Linked DNA regions of Mus musculus: region 1 is linked to region 2. Evidence: chromatin loops called from intact Hi-C (ENCODE). Cell type or tissue: left cerebral cortex. All regions are shown on one strand. Each heading gives the region's core, and the rest is flanking DNA. Links, peaks and the distances in the headings are about the cores only.

Region 1 (9,286 bases), core at 403-8,402, 200 kb after region 2:
TGTTGAGTTCCATGCTCACTGAAGACGGCAGCTGTGTCCCTTTAAAACTAACATGAGGGACGTGTCTAACTTTAGTAATTATAATTAAATAATTAAAGACAAATTTTCATTTATTGCTAAGGTGAATGGGATGGTCAGGGTTATACTTCTCTTCCTTGGTTCCCTATACCCATTCAGTATGGTTGTGACTGTATTTTTCTGTGTTTCAAGATACTGGGGAAATTTCTATAAGTCTAGAAATTTTTCTATGAAGTAAAATTAGTTTCATCTTTTAGGTTTCTTACATGATATCATATATTCTCTTGTGTAGGTACAGCTAAAAATTTCAACCAGTGCCTGGTCCAATGGTTTCTCACTGGACACTGTGGGCAGTTACGGGTGTGTGAAGTGCCCGGCCACCAATATGGAATACCTGGTAAGAGGGGCTGCTTCATGACCTTTGGCTTCATTTGCTTCCCCACACTTCAGCAAACAAGCCGGCTCCTAAGGAGCACAGAAGTCTGAAATCAAAAGTTCTTTGGAAGATGGTCTGCAGATTTCTATTATTTTATCAAAGCAGAACTTGAATTTGTCAAAATTCAAATGGGTTGACTTCATTGGATTGGGCAACTTTAGTAATATTCAAGATACATTCAAATCTTCATTCCATATACCCTGTCAGTTATATCTTAAATCTTAAGCCTGACTACTTTGAAAATCTGAATAATCGGATGCCACATGACCCATTTTCTACTGCTTCAGAATTCTGATTTTATTGGTAATAGACAAAGCAATTAAATTTGAGCCTACTAACTATAAAGCACTTAACATTTAGATTATTAATAAGTAAAAAAAAAAAAACAACAACAAACCAGACAGTAAATCGATCATTGCGAGATGTCATTGAGCGTGTGATCTGTGTTTTGTAGTTGATTTCTGGTAAAGCTGGTGTGAGAAGCCAGACCTTTCTGTAGAGGACAATAATAGAATACAGCTTTTACTAGTTACTTATCTAAGACTCCTAGTTTATATATTCTCAGTTGCACGTGTGTGACCTATGTCTTCATTTTTGACACTGAATAAAGAGCAGGAGAATGACCTTGTTTGTCTCCTTCCCTCAGGTCGGGGTTAGCATCAAGATGAGCAGTTTTAATCTCTCACGAGTAGTCACTCTGACTCCCTTCTGTACTGTTGCAAATAAGTCCTCGTTAGACCTAGAAGTTGGAGAGATTGCTTCAGATGGTTCCATACCCACCAACAAATGGCACTATGTTGCTTCGTCAGAGGTAAATTTCCCTAAGATATGGCTGATTCCCAAAATGTACAGATAAGCATAGACACGCATATGTGTTAACTGTGACAGCAACTACAAAAGATCTTTATTTCACCCTATTAGAAAATAATTGGTAATATTTTCTATTAGCTCAGTCTAGATGGCTAGCAGTCATTTTCTAGTTATCCCCATATGACTAAAATTGATCCATGAACTTGGCAAGGCAAATGCAGTGAAGAGTGAGATTTTTAAGTACACAGGAGATGGAGGCATTCTTAATCAGTAAGCTCTTGAGTTTTTTATAATGTAATTGCTATAAGTACATATAGATTAATAGATTTTTATTCTGATGAATGCACTGTGGTCTCATGATTATATCAGTAGGGTTTTCTTTTTGTTTTGCTTTTTTGTTTTTGTTTTTTTAAATGGGTTCTTGCTGTGTAACCTGGGCTGGCCTTGAACTTAGGAAGCTCCCGCTTCAGCTTCTGCGTGTGCCACCACACCCAGCTCGTCAGTGTTGTCAGGGTTTTTACTATGAGGTATAGAGGACATTTGAACAATTTTACTGATATTTTATTAAATAAGATCTAGACTTGAAAATTTAATTACCCAATGTGTTTAATGAACCGCTGTCTTATGTCCTGGTATTATACTTTTTTCAGTGTATTCCATTTTGGCCTGAAAATTTGTCTGGCAAACTTTGTGTGAGAGTGGTGGGCTACGAAGGCTCTTCCAAGCCATTCTTTTACAACCGACAAGACAACGGCACTTTATTGAGCTTAGAGGATCTGGTAAGTCTTCAGATTGCAAAATATCATGTCTTTGACTTTTGAAAGTTGACTGAACTTTTCCTGTGAGTCATGCTATAGAGATCTGGAGATGCCTTGTAGGGCTTCTGGGGGCATTTTAATGACAACACACGTTTGTGGGAGCCAGAGCCAGTGAGAACTTTAGAGATAAGGGACGTGTTTGTAAAGCTGATTGAACGTGGGATGGGTCCATGCAGTTGAGATACTTAGCCAGTAGGCTGAGCACACTTCTTCTTCTCTGAAACAGAATGGAGGCATCCTGGTGGACATAAACACTGCTGAACACTCAACTGTCATAACCTTCAGTGACTATCATGAGGGGTCTGCGCCTGCTCTGATAATGAACCACACACAGTGGGATGTCCTCACGTATAAACAGAGGTATGAGACAAGGCGGGGTTAGATCTCCACTTTGCTTTCAATAATCCATGGTCCTTTCTGGGAAATGTTACAGTTTCACACCCCAGATGGCTTCAGACTTGACAACGGTGGTAAGAGGCATGTGCTGTTTATTCCTAATGCACTGGCAAGTTTTGACATAGTATTCACCAAACACATTTATATTTCTACAGCAAAACTTACGTGTCTGATATGAACTGGGACAAAGAGATGCTTTTAAATATCCCAATCAACTCAAATGGGTCTTTTTGCCAAATGGCTTGAGAGCAAACCTGAGAAAAATCTTTGGGCTTTGGGTCTTTATAAATTTCAGAATGCAGACAAAGGTCTGTGAAATTATGTATTAAACATTATCCTTCTCTTAGTCACTTGGTAATGGCAGTGACCCCGTTCCTGTAAATGCGTGTCTGGAACTGTGCTGCACTGACATAGTCTGTCTGCCCAGGTGCCAGAACTGCTAGCTACAGGGCGTATTAGTGTACTTGTTTTGGGGCTGAGTTGTATGTTATTGACTAAGCAAGTTTATAAGGCCTTTGTGGTGTCTCAAGGCCAGGACATGCTGATCTTCTGTCAACTGTTTCAGTGGGTCACAGGAGGAACTAGTATTGCTGCCAGGAGAAACTCGACTCTTTGCCTGGGCAGATCCCACTGGCATCAGGAAACTCACTTGGAACTATGCAGCTAACTTTGGGGAGCATGATCTCTTAAAGGTACCCTTTGATATGGAAATGCTGTTTTCATGGAAACAAAGTGAATTGAAATGTTCTAAGACTGTTCCTTTTGTGTTTTATACTGCAAACCATTTGTATGAGTCGTTTCTCTGGTTGCTAAGATAAAGTGCGATGCAAGGCATCTTTAAGGAGGAAGGTGTTTGGGCCTCTGATATTCATGGAGCTACAGTCTGTCAAGGCAGGGAAGTTGACGAAGCTGGCCACATTGTGTCTGGAGTGATGGAGCAGAGGTGAAAGCCAGTGCTCAGCTTGCTTTTTCCTTTTGATTCAGGCTAGGACTCCAGCTCCAGCAAGCGTGCTGTCCACATTTAGGCTTATTTCTCTATTTCTGTTCATTTATTTAGAAAATCCCTCATAAGCATGTCCAGAGATTTGTCTCCAAGGTGATTCTAGATCCTATCAAATTGGCAATCAGTATAAACTATTACAGGCGAATCCCTGGTCAACCACACAGCCAGCCATTTACTTTTATACCAGCCTTCCATCTCTTGGCCCTGTGTTGTGACCATTTAATAAGGCAAAATGCATTCAGTCAACCTTCACAAGACCCTCTAGTTGTTAAGAGTCCCAACACTGTTTAGAACTGTGAGTCTTGGACAATCATGAAAAAGTTACATATTTCTAACATACTGTGGCATAGAGTAAACATTTCTAGTCCAAAAACGGGGGGTGGGGGCAAAGCATGGAATGATCATATGCAAACGAGAGAATCCAGCAGGGAGAACATGAAATCCTGCAGCTCCATGCTCAGCATCTAGGGCTTGTGGAGGAATCACCTGAGGTACAGAGGGCTGGGTCACCCTGCTCTGCCAGCTCTGCTGCCTGCAGCAGACACAGCCCCTCTCTCTGAAGCACCCTCACCTCCATACCTGAAGCTTTTCTCACAGATGCCCCCTGGGTCCAGCATCTCAAAAATCCTGGGATTTCCACTGCCACTTATTTACCCCTGTCACACACATAGGCACACACATAGGCACACACATAGGTACACACACACACACACACACACACACACACACACACCTCTTCTTATGCTGACTTCTTTTCTCAGCAGGAACTGCTCTCCAGTTGGAGAGACAGGCAATCATCTTACCACACTGGTGCTAGTAAAGCAAGCTTGAGATCCTGCACAGAGCCCTGCCACACTAGCCAGGGACGCAAGCCAAGGCACTGCTCTGTCGATGATAGGGAAAACAATGATATGTGTGTGTGTGTGTGTGTGTGTGTGTGTGTGTACATGTGTGTTGGCACATATAAGAGTCTGTGAGTGCATGTACTTATGGATGTAGCACCCTCAAATTGATTTCTGGTGTCTTTCTCAGTCATTTCCTACTTTATCAAGACAGGGTCTCTAATGGGGCTAGTCTAAGGAGCCAGTTTGCCCCAAATTCCTCTGCCTCAGCCTCCAAAGTGCTGGGATTGCAGGCAGCCACTCTCCTTCCTAGCTTCTAAATGGGTACTAGAGCTCTAAAATGTAGGTCCTGCTTACAGACCTGCCTTATCCGTGGAGCCATATTCCTAGACCTGGTTAGCGTTCTTGTTATTTTTATGTAAGTGCTGGCTTTATGTCAGTTTGATGACTGGAGTTCTCTGTCTTACAGTCAATCTTTCGAAGCTTTTCTTTTATATCCAGCTTTAAGTATGAAAATTCTGTCCATGTTTAACTCAGTGTCTTTCTTTCTCCAGGATGAGTGTGGTCAGTTTCCGTACGATGCGAACATCCAGATACACTGGGTGTCCTTCCTTGATGGGCGCCAGAGGGTTCTGCTTTTCACAGATGATGTTGCTTTGGTTTCCAAAGCACTCCAAGCTGAAGAAATGGAACAGGCCGATCACGAAGTAGCCTTGTCGCTCCACAGCCTCGGGCTCTCTCTGGTTAACAATGAAAACAAGCAGGAAGTCTCATATGTCGGAATCACCAGGTATATACAAAGAGAGATAAGATGCAGAAGTCTTTAAAAAGCCCCAAGTTCACAATATACATTTAGTGAGACTATATACAGATAGATGCATGTCCTCAATTTGACATATGTACTAAGTAAATGTTTGGACTGCCAGGTGATAGATAGGTCCAGAGTCTCAGAGGACTCAGGGGCCTTCTGTGCTTTCACAGTATTCATGTCAGTTGGCAGGAAAGACAGTCCATCCGTCAGCCCTTCCCTCCCTTCCTCCCTCCCTTCCTCCCTCCCTCCTTCCCTCCCTCCTTTCTTCCTGTCCTCCTTCCTTTCCTCCTCTTTCCTTTTTTGTTTTAAAAAACGAGTTATAAAAACATTGAGAAAAACTGAAAATAGTATCTGCATCTGCAGTAGAAATAATTCATTTATGCAGTGGAATTTGGGGAAACTAGTATGCCTTGAGAGAAGCCACTAGAAATAAATTAGAAAAAAATGTTTATAAGGGAAGCAAGACACACACACACACACACACACACACACACACACACACTGTAATATGTATTTGTGGGTTCAGGAACACACTGATGGGTCATTGAAGGTTAATGTTTACAGACGATAGCATGTTGCGGAGCACACTTCTAGGAGAGTTCATATTCCAATATCACACACAACATTGCAGGAACAACACTGAGTGGAGTCAGGCCCTTGTGGCAGCATCTGGGTTCCTTGTTACAGATCTCTGAGGAAAGGGGCAGGTTCCCCAAGTGAACAGCTGCTAAGTTCTCTGATACCCCAGCAGGCAGCCTGGAGAGTGTGGGAAAGGAAATGTGTGGGCACCGGTAACTACAGGTACTGTGAAATGTCAGAGCCCTGTAAACTCACTCCCTAAGTGAGACATCTAACTGAGAGCTTGTTAGCTAGAAATTCGCTGTGCCTACCAGCGTGTGAGAAGGGAGAGTCCAGCCAATCCCTCCATACTTGAGCATCAGTTTCCTCTGGATTTTAAGTTTCGTGGTTAGTTATTATATTACTTATTATTAGTTAGTTATTATGTCATTTATTATTAGCCATTATGGCTATTTAGAACTTTCACACCCATTAATTCCTCTGGTTCAGTTTCTACTGAGAAAACACTTGTATGGTTCTCTTGTCTGCTAATCACAGTGAGTTTGGTAAAAGACTTATTTAGAGGACAGTTTTCCCCCAACAGAACAACAATCTCTTTAGATGCCCTAAACATGAGGGTGCTTTCCCAGGTTTCATGGTTTTTATCAGGAAGAGCTGCTGGATTTATGCAACACATAGGAAACATCATTAGCTAGTCTCAGTAAGCTAGGTAAATTAAAATATTATAGATTCATATTTATTTCATAAACGGTTTTCTTTAATACACCTCAGTAAAGTATGAATGATAAGTCACAGTGAAACCACTGCCTGTTTATGTATAGCTTTTGATTTCAAACCAAAGTGTTTAATATTGAAAAGATGGGGAACACCCAAATAATATTTTATGAGAAGTGAAGTTATATGAGGTTCACAGTGCACAGCCCAGGAGTGGTTGGGGCCACTATTTATTGTTGCACATGTATGAGGTTCACAGTGCACAGCCCAGGAGTGGTTTATTTATTGTCACGCATGTGTAGCTGCTTTCTCGCTGCTGCTCTGTGCACTCAAATCACAATGAATATTGTCTTGCTATATTGCTTATTTATTTATTCTTACTCTGGATACCCATCGTGTGAAAACAGGAAGAATGGGCTTTGAATGTCTCTCTTTGAGGGCATAGTAGAATACACATTATTTTTGACAAAGCATTAACTTATTGCATCGTGCAATTATCGCTGTGCCAGAAGAATATGGAAGATACTGCCACTTCCAAACTAAGTGTGCATGCAGGTGAGCAGGGGCTGGAAAAGTTAGAAAGCTGTAAGACAGAATGTCTCACCACAACACAAGTTTTCACAAAGATCACCATGAATGAGGCTATAGCCAAAGTCAGCTTCTGAGGGACTCCTTTGCTAAGTCTAGCAAGGAAAGCCTTTTGTAGTTGATCCTGTCTGATTGTGGCAGCTAAAGAAATATGTGCAGAGATGATAAATTACCTAAGCCCATTAGTGTTTCTGTGAGGACAGTTTTACATGGACTTGAGGACATTCAGAACAACATCAGTCAGCTACAAAGGCTGGCGACACAGATGGCTCTCCAGCTCTGAGGAGTCAGCTGGTGCTCCCTTGCACTCAAGCATTGTGTATCTGAGAAGTCAGGGCAGAGCTTAAAATGGATGGTGAGAATCTTTTCAAATGGGGAAGATAAATTCTGCATGACTGAGCTGAAGTCTAAGATGCATTATGACTGCGAGCACAATCTTAGTTGGTCAAGTTCATAGAATTTTGAAAGTATGAAGCACTTCATACCTTCTGTTCTTTGTGTTATGTGTCAGCAGATGCTTGGTAGGAAATACTTGATCTGTTGGGTGTTGTCAAACTCAGTCTGTGCTTTAACCCCATCGTTCCTGTGGCTTGATGGCAGTAGAAGCTCATTGTCCTGTGTCTTACTACATAGCAGTTGAATGACGTAGCACTAGAAGTCTCTCACTGAACTCTTCAAATTCAGAGCCCTGAGTAAATAGTCACCCCCATGCACTGTTCTCCCACTCTTAACTAGAACTGGAAGCCATCTTGCTCAAGGAACTGGCCATGTTTCTGTATGAACTTTAATTGAGAATTAGAAAGCCAGATGACAGTGCTTATGTGCAAAATTTATGTTGCCACAAACTCAGTTTTAAGATAGGTAATGCTTAAATCATAAGCCATGTCAGACCGTTGATGTGTATTTCCCATGCTGTCTTAAGTTAAAAGGTCTCTAATGCCCATATGTTTGGAGAAGACATATTTTATATCATAAGCCTTCAGTTGGAACAACATTTTTTCTGATCTTGGTGTGTGTGTGTATGAAGAAAATGTTTGTATTTCAAAATCTATCTGTCCAATTGAGGAACTTTCTTGTAATCTGATTATTCACAATGTGCTGATGGGCAGAAAGGCAAGTATTAACACAGTAGTCTCTTAGAATTTTATAAACCCCTCAGGGGTAGTAAATAAAATAAGAATAAAATAGATGCAGTGTTCTCATAGATTGATGTCAGTACTTGGCAGCAAATGTCTATAATGATGTTATAAAATAGTTGTTATAAATCAGCACAAATATAGGGCTGGAGAGATGGAGCAGAGGTTGAGAGTATGTACTGTTCTTGTAGAGAATTTGAAGTAGAGTCTCAAAATAAGCACCCATGTTGGGTGACTCAAAAAAAAAACTCTTATGTTTCTGATGCCCTCCTTTGGCTTCCATGAGCACTACATGAAAGGACACACATGCGCACGCACACGCGCACACACACACGCACACACACACACACACACACACAGTTGCATAAACACAAATCTTCATTTTTAAAATTCCACTTGAAAAATTCACACCTGATTTTGAGAATCAGGAACAATAACTATGTAAAATGTTGGCTTATTCACAAGAATTTTTTAAATAGACATCTTTAGTTTTTTTTAATATTTTAAGTTTCATTAGTTAAAAATTTTATGGAAGCTTTTTTTCTTTTCTTCCCTTGACATGGTCAATGTACAATCTCTGTGGTCCTGTACAAAAACAGTCATTGGCATGATGGATGCCAGTGTGCTGCCATGAGAGATATTTCCCCTAGCTTTATTCTTCATGCTCCCTCGAAGGCAGGTGAGATTGGCTGTTCTAAAAGGATCTCTTGCATCAATGTCATTTTCACAGGATGTTGATATCTAGATAAATAGGAAATTCAACGGCAGTTCTGTGAAAATACATACTCATAGCTTAATTTCCTTTGTGAATTATTTTAGCTCAGGTGTTGTTTGGGAGATGAAGCCAAAACAGAAATGGAAGCCGTTTAGTCAGAAGCAGATAATGTCCCTGGAGCAGGCCTATTCGAAGCGCCTTGCATCACAAGACCGCGGCTGGGTCAAGCTGGACAGTAATTTTGAGGTATGGCTGTGGTTCTACAGTTTTATAGGTACTTTGGTCTAGATAGCAGTGAGTAAAGTTTTAATGTCCTATGAACAGAAACTAACTTAAAAGTGAGTACACCTGTATTTATTGGAGCGATTGCCTAAGTACTTAATTCAAACATAGTTACAAAACTATTTACCTTTGTCTTTT
Region 2 (9,286 bases), core at 409-8,408:
CCCTGCCATTCATCTTGTGCTGTTTTGGGAAGCTTTGGTCTGTTTTTGTATTTTAGAGACCAGACTTCTTCTTCTGTTAGCCCGACTTTTCCACAGGCCTTTTTGGATGTAAGCTTGGGGTTTAACTGACATAAGTTAGGGACTGTTTTGTTGTAGTTAAACCTGGGTCTTCCTCCCAGCCCCACGCTCCCAGAAATAAGACTCAGACTCAAAATATATTTATAAGTAACTTGGCCATATATCTAGGCTCTATTCTGAGTAGATAATAACCAAAATAACCCAATTATTTTAACCTACATTCTGCCACATGGCTGGTTACCTGTGCCCAGTACCATGAGTCTGTCTCGTCAGTTCTCTTCAGTGACTCTCTCACCTTCTCTCTTCCAGAATTCTTTCTCCTCCAAGATATCCCACCTCTATTTCATGCCTAAGCTGCAGGCCATAGGCTTTTTAATTGACAGGTGATGAATCCATACAACACTCAAGATATTCTCTCTACAATGTATGGTTTACCCACATGTATGTATACGTACAACATGCATGCTTGATACACTTGGAGACACACAGAGGGAATCAGATCCCCTGGGATTAACATTATAGATGGGTGTGAGCTTCTATGTGGACGCTATAAATAAAACTTGGATCCTCTGGAAGAGCAGCCAGTGCTCTTAACCACTGAGCCATGTCTCCAGCCTCAAGATATGGTTGGGAGTCACAAGCAGGCCTTAGTAATGGCTCAGCCCTGTATTCCTATATTGTTAATGACAAACTTCCATTTCCTCAGCCTGAGTATTAGATTTCCATTATTATCTCAAGGATTAAATAAATATAATGTTTGCAAAAATGATTAAGGGTTCTATGTACATTGTACCAATGTGAAGGAGAAAAATATCTGACATCAAAGGAGAATGTCTAATGGTTGCTAAAACGTAACCACAAATTAGTCTAGATAGTTACTGTAAAGATGCTTTTAAGAAGGTTAGGAACAATGTTGTACCTCCTCAAGGGAGACAAAGGGCACTGGATCCACACTTATTACATAGTTCTGCCATTCCACCCTAGCACACGCTTCCAGGGTGCTTTCTGCCTTAGAGAAGGCCCTTCAACAACGGCTCTTCAGCCGACTGACCTGCTGAATTGGGGAATCAGATGGTCAGAGACCCCCAAGATCACCTCTACGTGAATTTGGCTTTAGCTGGATGTTACTGTTCCCTGGCCCTGGTGGATCCATATGGATCAATACTTGTCCAATCACAAACAAATCTACTAGAGAAATGTGATTAAGAATGTTATTTATACAGACAGAAATTTCACTTTTCCTCATATTTAAGGATCTTGACACAATGGGTTATTTCCAACATAAGGATAGTAGAAAATACACAAAAGTAGACCCAGGTGTTTTAAGAACAAACATTGTTCCAAAGCGTGGTGGCACAGTCTATAATTCCAGCATTCAGGCAGCTAGCTGAGGCAGGAGGATCACACAAACCCAAGGCCAGCCTGGGCCTGTCTCAAAAGCAAGCAAGCAAACAAATGAAATTCTGGGTTTCAGATAAGTCACACACAATACCTTAGTTAGGAAGGAAATGATCAGAAATTAGCAAGAAAAGACTCAGCAGCTGTGGCCTAGTTCAGTCTGAATGACCCTACGAAAGGTCTCTTGTGTGCACCTCAGTTTCCCATCAGGCAAACAGAGACATCTGCCTCACTGGTTTATTATGAGAAATCAAATAATGTAGCTGGCTAGTGAGATAGGTGGTTGGAAGCACCTGACAGTCATAAGAACTGGATGGTAGATTACTATCAATGTAACACAATATAACTCATCAAATATTGACTGAGACCTTAGTATTTGCCGAAGATTGTATCCCTGGTGCTGGAATTGAAGGGTGGGGGGGACTGAGTAAGATGGTAGGTTAATGACCTAGACAAGGTAACTGGAATGAAGGCAATTTGGGGCTCTACCACAGGGATTTTATTGGATCATAAATACACTCATAGCGGTGCCTTTGTTCTTCTCATTTCCTCCTCCCATCCAGACTTTTACTATTCATTTATGTTTCTAAAACTCATGACACATAATGGTGTCTCAAGGAACTCTGTGACTTATGTACTAGGAAACTCTATTAGGCAAGAAAAAGCTGCCAATCAAAATTTCCAAAGTATCATGAGAAATATAACAGCGGTCTATAGACTGCTTGGCGGGAGGGAGACGAACTGCAGACAGGGAATTAGGTCATGGAAAGCTTAAAGAAACCACTGGAAAAACCAGACTCCAAAGGATGATTACTGATGCCTGGTCACCCAGAAGGGGGGAGTGGATGGTGGCTGACAACCTGGTGATTTTTTTTTTTTTTTTTTTTTTTTTTTTTACTATTCTAGGGAGCCAGCTTTTCTGATTCCCCTTAGTCCCGAGCTTTGTCTCAGCAAATAGAACCCTTCCTCCTGAAGGAGGTCCCATGTACTTTGCATCATCTACCAATAGATTCCATCCTTAAGCCGAGTATACATCCTTACTCCTTAGCCCCTAGCCAGGAGCACTGGTCAGCAGTCAACAGAACCCATTCCTATCGTAAAGGTCACAGGCGCTTTCCTACTTTGCTAGGGAGTTCCTATGTCACTATGCCTAAAGCTTTGTTCTAAATGTCACCCGGAAACCTTTCTCCAACATTTTACTGTATTTAAAACGTAAGATAAAAATCAACCCTGGGGTCAAACTCTTCCACTTTCAAAGGTGGTGCTGACTCAAGTTTCAGTCTTTTTCTTGCATGGATCTTTCCCCTGCCCCTCTTGAGGCTTGCAGGGTCCCAACAGTTCCTGTCAGGGCTGATGCATACAGAAAGTTAAAAGTCAGCTGTGTCTGGTGGCCTCTGCCGGTATTTCCAGCACTCAGGAAGGACTGCAAGTTCAAAGCCTGCCTGGGTTACACTGAATTCAAGGACAGCCTGGGCACCTTAGCAAGGACCTCTCTCAAAATAACTCAGTAGGTCTGGGGATGTGATTCAGTAGCAGTATTTGTTTGCTGTGTGTGAGTCCTGGGGGTCATTCATAATTTCCCACCCCCTTAGAAGACACAAAACAAAGAAGAGGCATTTCAGCCCCGGGAAGTAGCACATGGCAGACACAGAGCAGATCTCCATACTAAGAGGCTCTCTTTAGCCTTCGTGGAGCTTCCCCAAACCCTCATTTCATCTTTCTTTTATTATTATTATTGTTATTACTTTGGTTTTTTGAGACAGGGTTTCTCTGTATAGCCCTGGCTGTCCTGGAACTCACTTTGTAGACCAGGCTGGCCTTGAACTCAGAAATCCACCTGCCTCTGCCTCCCGAGTGCTGGGATTAAAGGCATGCGCCACCATGCCGGCCTCATTTCATCTTTATCTCAGAAAATAAGAGTGTCTTTGGATTAACTGTAAGGTCCCCCTGTCTATCCCCACCGACCTCCACTTCCCCATCACCCCAACCCCCTGCCTCTGGATAGGTTTGGCTAGGGCAGAAAGAAAAGGGTAATTTTGGAAAATCAAGTATTTTTAGGGATCTGCCCAAAATCTCCCCCCAAGTCATTCATAGGATTTTGCACTTTATTTATTTACCCAAATCACCAGTACTTAGGGCATCAGGTAGCCCAGACCATGGTGATATCAAGGACAGTCCAGCAGAGGGAGACAGAGGCTAACTAAGCTGCTGACCCGGGACTTAGTCAGTATCTACGATTTTTGAATTAAAGTGAATGCAACCACTTTACTCCAACCTTTTAGTCCAGTGTCGAATCCAAGCAGTCTGGATATGTTAAACGTAGGCGGACTAATGCGTTTTCAATTTCGCAAAACGTTCTGCACATAACCCCATCCTAAACGGACATGCCAAGTTTAGTCTGTGCTTGGAAACAGGTATGCATCCTGAAAAATAGAACCCAGGGGAGCTTATGAGTCAGGTGCCCAGTGGAAGGATCGGATTTACTTAGTTGCTAAATTCAACTTCACGTTTCTTCCTCCTTCCTCACCTTCTCTGAGAGGCCACAAACACTTTGAACTACCAAATTCTCTTTCGCATGGTGACAGGATGCCCTTTACTCATCTGTAAATGGCGCTCCAGCAAAGGGACAGCCAATGTAAGTCCCAGAGCCAGCTCCTGCGACACCTATACAGCTAGCAGCTGGAGATTTAGTGGGAAGGGACGGCTGAAAGGCGGGTTCGGTCTGTTACCTCTTCGGATTGGCCTCTTGGAGCCTGGGCGTGACTTCCACTAAGGTATAAGTTTGGAGCGCCACTGTCACAGCTGCAGTGCTGAAGGTGGAGCCCTAGCTGTGAACTACACGTCACCTGCTTCGTTCCTGCGACTAGTCGGACCCAGCGAGACTGAAGAAGAAAAGGTCTGATTTCTATATATTCATGTATATAGTTTGTTACCATGAGGATGCTCCAAAGGTTGATTCGTGCTGACCCGGAGCCCTAGATTTGTGGGTACTTCCAGAGGGTCAAAGAAGGGATCCACTGGACTTCAGGAGCCCAAATTCAACAGTTTTTCTCTGTGTTGCAGACGCTCGTGTATCCGCCACGCTCGGGCATAAGCTAGAAGGATGAAGCTTCTCGGTCGACTTCGCTCCTCCACTCCTGAGCCTGCCTTCTCCAACGTGCTCACCCCGGGCCGCATCCCAGAGTTCTGCATCCCCCCGCGGCTGCAGGTCCCCGGCGCTCTCGAATCACCGCTTCCCGCTGCCGCACTGCCTTGGCGCTGCGCGGCCGAACCGGACCTGTGGCCGCGCATCCCTGACGACCGCGAAGACAGTGACGAAGACTGCGCGGGTCGCACCGACTGGGACCCGCGCTCCCAGGCTGCGCTCTCGCTGCCGCACCTGCCCCGCGCGCGCACCGTTTACGGCTTCTGCGCGCTGCTCGAGAGCCCGCACACGCGCCGGAAGGAGTCGCTCTTCCTCGGCCACCCCGGCACCCCCAGGCTGGGACTTTGCCACCGTGCGCACACCTACGCGAGTCCGCGCCGAGCATCGGACTCTGAGCTCGGCGCCCCGCGCGACCTGGACAAAACCCCACCAGCCGCTCCAGTGCCCCGTATGCGCCGCCTCCTCCGCGCCCCCGATGGTCTGTTGAGCCGCGCGCTGCGGGCTCCCCGCGGCCGGGCCAGCGCGCGCCCCGCGCCCCGCGGCGACGAGCACGAGCGCGCCGCTTCCTGCGCGCCCCCGGTCCCCAGCAGCCCGGATCCCGAGCGCCTGCAAGCTGAAGCCAGCGTGGCTCTGGGCCGCGGGGGTTGCACGCTGCGCCTGGCGGCCGAGTACTGTCCGCGCAGCGCCTGCCTCCGCCTCCGCCTGCTGCGCGCTGAGGGCCCGGCCGCCGCGCTGGAGCCCCGCGCCCTGGGCTGCCGCCTCAGCCTGGTGCTGAGGCCGTCGGGCCAGCAGCGCGCCAGTGTGGTCCGCCGCAGCCGCAAGGCCGCCCTGGACCAGGACTGCTGCTTCGATCGGCTCCCGGAGGAGCAGCTGCGCCGCCTGGCCGTGCGCATCAAGGCGGAGAGCAAGGGCCGCGGGCTGGAGCGCGGACGACCGCTGGGCCAGGGCGAGCTGCTGCTGGGCTCTCTGCTACTGCTATGAGCGCGGCTTCCCTGGTGCTCTGGACATTTAAGGTTGAGTCGCCTTGAGATGCACAGAGACTCTTGGCCCTCAGATACTCAAGGCCTCTTGACAGTGGCTTATCCCCGGGACACACACAACAGCCTTTTGGCTCTGGTGCACTTTCCCTTTTGTACAAAATAAAAGTTATTTATTTTTCTATCTATAATCTTGCAGCATTGATGTTTTTTCACTTTTCTGATCGCTTTTTGGAAGCAAAAGGAAAAGTAATGCCCCCCCCCCCGTCTATTTACAGTATCTGCTCCTTTTCCAGACCATTTTAATAGTAAAAAGGGAAAACCAACAACGTAAAGAACGTATTTACCCCAGAGTGGAAGAATAAGAACAGAAGCACACTCACATGCTTGCTTTTCCCCACTGGAAGGAAGGTTCATTCACTGGTGAAGTGCTTGCCATGCAGGCGAGATGTACTGAATCCTGTCCTGGTAAACCTATCTTTAAAAAGCTGAGGCCGGTGATACACAATTGTAAGCGCAAGGCTGGAGAGGGATAGACAAGCAGCTACATCCTTGGTGTTTGATAACTCTCCAGTCTAGCCTTATTGGTGACCAATGGGAGACCCTGTCCCAAAGAATAAGGTGGATGACAATTGAACAACATCAGAGGTTGTAACTTGACCTCTGAGGGCAATTGTGCACACACGATATTGTGATAATGTTTTCAACATCATTCCAGACAGATCTATTACAATGTTTTTACAGAGTTAGGTGGTGTAATTTCCACTCTCCCTTCAATGCACATATAATGCACATAGAACTCTCTTCTAGTACAATGGCGTTGGTGAAGAGAATCCCCTCTGAGAAGAAATAGAACCCTTTTGAAAGAGAATTCTTCATATATTGTGCGAGCAGAGGTAAAGGAAGAAAATAGGAGTTCAAGGTGATGGTGGGGGTGGGCATTCCTTTTGTTTCTTCCTGGGGGGGATCTTTGTGGCCTCTGTAAACAAGCTGGTTTTGTGGCCTTGTTCCCATTCAGCTGTGTTTCAGTTACACAGTGATTAGTTTTTTCAGTAGGATTTCCTAGATGAGTTAAAATCAGTTGTCTATTTCTTGAGCTGTGGGTTCTAAGAGGTTCTAAGAAGTTTTTATTTTCTTGTTCACTTTTTTTTTAATGTGCATTGGTGTTTTGTCAGCATGTATATCTGTGCCAGAGTGTCAGATCCTGGAGTTACAGACAGCTGTGAGCTGCCGCATGGGTGCTGGGAATTGAACACAGGTCTTCAGGAAGAGCAGTCTGTTCTCTTAACTACTGAGTCATCTCTCTAGCTCCCAAGAATTTTTGAAATAGGTCTATTTTTATTATTTTTTAAAAATTATGTATAGATGTATGCATGTGCACTAGAGGGCAGATACCAGTAAGGCCAGAAGTACCAGATGCCCTGGAGCTGGGGATACAGGAAGTTGTGAGCCATCTGACTTGAGTTCTAGGATCTGAACTTAGGTCCTGGATCACAGCAGCCAGTGTTCTTAACACCTGGGCTGTCTCCCCAGCCCAGAAAGAGCTTATTAAAATCCTGAGTACGATCACAAATCCTGCATTTTTAAATATAATTTTCAGTGGACAAATTAGTGCTTAAAAATCATATAACTGAAAACCGAGAACTCATTCCAGATATATTTCCACAGAGCCATGTAGCTAGCACACAAAGCTGACCTTAGACAGGAACCAAGGTGTCCTGGCTGCTCCAGATGACTGGCCTACCCTGTGCTGTCTCACAAGTCATTTGAGCCTCTTCTTTGCAATAAGTGTCATACTAAGAACAGAGGGCACAGCTATGAACAATATACACAAGTGGATAGCTAAATAAATAAAACTTAGGAAGAAAAAAAAAGAAAGAACAACAAAAAAACCCCAAGTTTTATTACAGTAACTACCAAAACAAAGCAAAAAACCCCAAACAAACAAACAAACAAACAAAACAACTAAGGAAGGTAACAGGTTTGGAGAGCGGCAAATGAAAGACAAGTAGCCAGGAAGATTTCTGTCCTTGAGAAGGGAAAAATTCCAAAAGGAATTCCAAAAGGAAAGTGTAACTAACTAGCCCCTTACTACAATGTTATAATGCCTCAGCAAGTTGTATTCATAGCTCTAAGCCAAAACTCTATGTTTCTTCCCAGTATCATCTTTCCTAGTCCTTTATAAATGGCACAATCATGCTTTCTTTTTAAATCTCTGTGTGTGCATGTGCATATACTTGCATGGGTGGGCACATGCTCATCTCTGTGTGTGTGTGTGTTCATATGTGTGAGTACAGATGTGCACTTGCCATGTTAACCTTAGATATTGTGAGACCCCGACTTAGAGTGTTTCTCCCTGGAAGGTAAAGCCCCTGGACGTTCCCCAAGCTTGTTTTCCCTGATCTCTAAAAATGCAGCCAGAAAAAAAGCTCTTTGTTCTCTATAGCCAGCAAAAAGCCTTTTTGTTTCTGTGCCTAACAGCCAGAGATGCGATAATTGTAGGAAGACCTACAAGGACATGGAGATAGATGCTGGAGGGGAGGCTGCAGCTCCCCCCGCCCCCAGAAAGGAGCTGTAGCCAACTCCCCTCCCAACTGCTCCCAACTCCTCCCAATTCCTCAGCTAGCTGTTAAAAGCCCCTTACTGTTACCACTTGGGGTCAAACTCCCCTGCCCTGCAAGGCTCGAGGAGTTCGTCCTCAGCTAGCTGATAATAAAACCTCTTGCAGTTTGCATCAGGTGAGGTTTTCTCTAGCGTCATTGGGGTGCTGACCAGCTCATCCCAGAATTTGAGCAGAGGCCCAGCTTCGGGGATCTTACAGTATCAACCATCACCTTTCACCTTATCTGGGTCAGAGTCTTTTTGTTTGCCTCTGTACACTCTGGGTCAGGTGCCCTGCAAGCTTCCAGGGATTTTCCTACCTCTGTGGCCCATCTCAACATAGAAGCACTATGCTAGCTTTATATGGGTTCTGGTGATCCAAACTCGGGGACTGAGGCTGGGATAGCAAGCAGTTTACTTACTGAGCCTTCTCTCAAGGTCACAAACATGTCTTCTGTCACTCCAGTCTCGTGTAGTTGTCCTTGACTCATCTGCCTCATGTTTTACTTTACTCTTATGAGAACGTCACCTCTTCACAAAGTCATAGCTGGTACCCCTGTCCTCTTGCCCTTACAATTCTTTATTTTCCTTTTCTTCCACCCTCCTGTGTGTGTCACTGTTACTACCCAATGGTGTATTACACAGTTACTGTGTAGTTTGCACATTTTCCTTTTTATGACAATGTATGCTTTACAAATGCAGAAATTTGGCTTACATAGTCATTGCTTTGTCTCAGACACCTAAAACAGAGTACAGCACACATTAGCTAATCAATCATTGATTGCCCAAACTGAATGTAGAAAGGAAAGATGGGATAAACAGAAAGAGCAGGTGGACCAAACTCTGAGTCAGTGCAACATTCCAAAATTCAATAAAGGAGATGCCAGGGTATAGAAGACAGAAAGCATCGGCAGCTGGTGGCAGTGTGGAAGCTTAGACCAGAAAAGAAGGGAATGTCCGTGTTGTTGAAATCCATGAGAACAGGGCTTTGGAGGTCTGGATGAGGGCTCCAAATGTCTGCTGAGGCCAAGCAATATGTAGCAAGGTCATATTTGCCCTAGGGAGGCCCTGAGAGGCCATCGTGTGA

Evidence for each region. A loop is a pair of places that touch in the nucleus more often than their neighbours do. Peaks named below come from ENCODE experiments on the same cell type or tissue, not always from the same donor. Only the 100,000 strongest peaks of a DNase experiment are listed, where the experiment ranks them.
Region 1: a loop joins it to region 2, with 3 times the contacts of the local background. A loop is called at or near these places in 2 of 42 quality-filtered maps.

Annotation. Positions count from the first base shown.
Region 1 is chr9:67,952,624-67,961,909 of GRCm38, forward strand. Vps13c (vacuolar protein sorting 13C) reads left to right here. Exons shown (of 85, transcript NM_177184.4): 62 at 311-415; 63 at 1,101-1,265; 64 at 1,915-2,043; 65 at 2,309-2,442; 66 at 3,044-3,170; 67 at 4,878-5,113; 68 at 8,971-9,112. Among named protein-coding and RNA genes, the nearest start is that of Gm20745, 68 kb to the right of the region's middle. In left cerebral cortex, for the core only: no CTCF peak of the experiment used is centred there; a DNase peak (open chromatin) is centred at 5,045.
Region 2 is chr9:67,755,145-67,764,430 of GRCm38, forward strand. It overlaps C2cd4b (C2 calcium-dependent domain containing 4B), which reads left to right and starts at 4,293. Exons shown (of 2, transcript NM_001081314.2): 1 at 4,293-4,372; 2 at 4,540-5,789. The coding sequence starts at 4,580. The coding sequence ends at 5,602. It overlaps M5C1000I18Rik (RIKEN cDNA M5C1000I18 gene), which reads right to left and starts at 5,086. Exons shown (of 2, transcript NR_153961.1): 1 at 4,004-5,086; 2 at 3,569-3,899. In left cerebral cortex, for the core only: a CTCF peak has its summit at 3,660 (motif pointing right); DNase peaks (open chromatin) are centred at 3,691, 4,237 and 5,194; H3K4me3 peaks cover 2,176 bases; H3K27ac peaks cover 1,305 bases.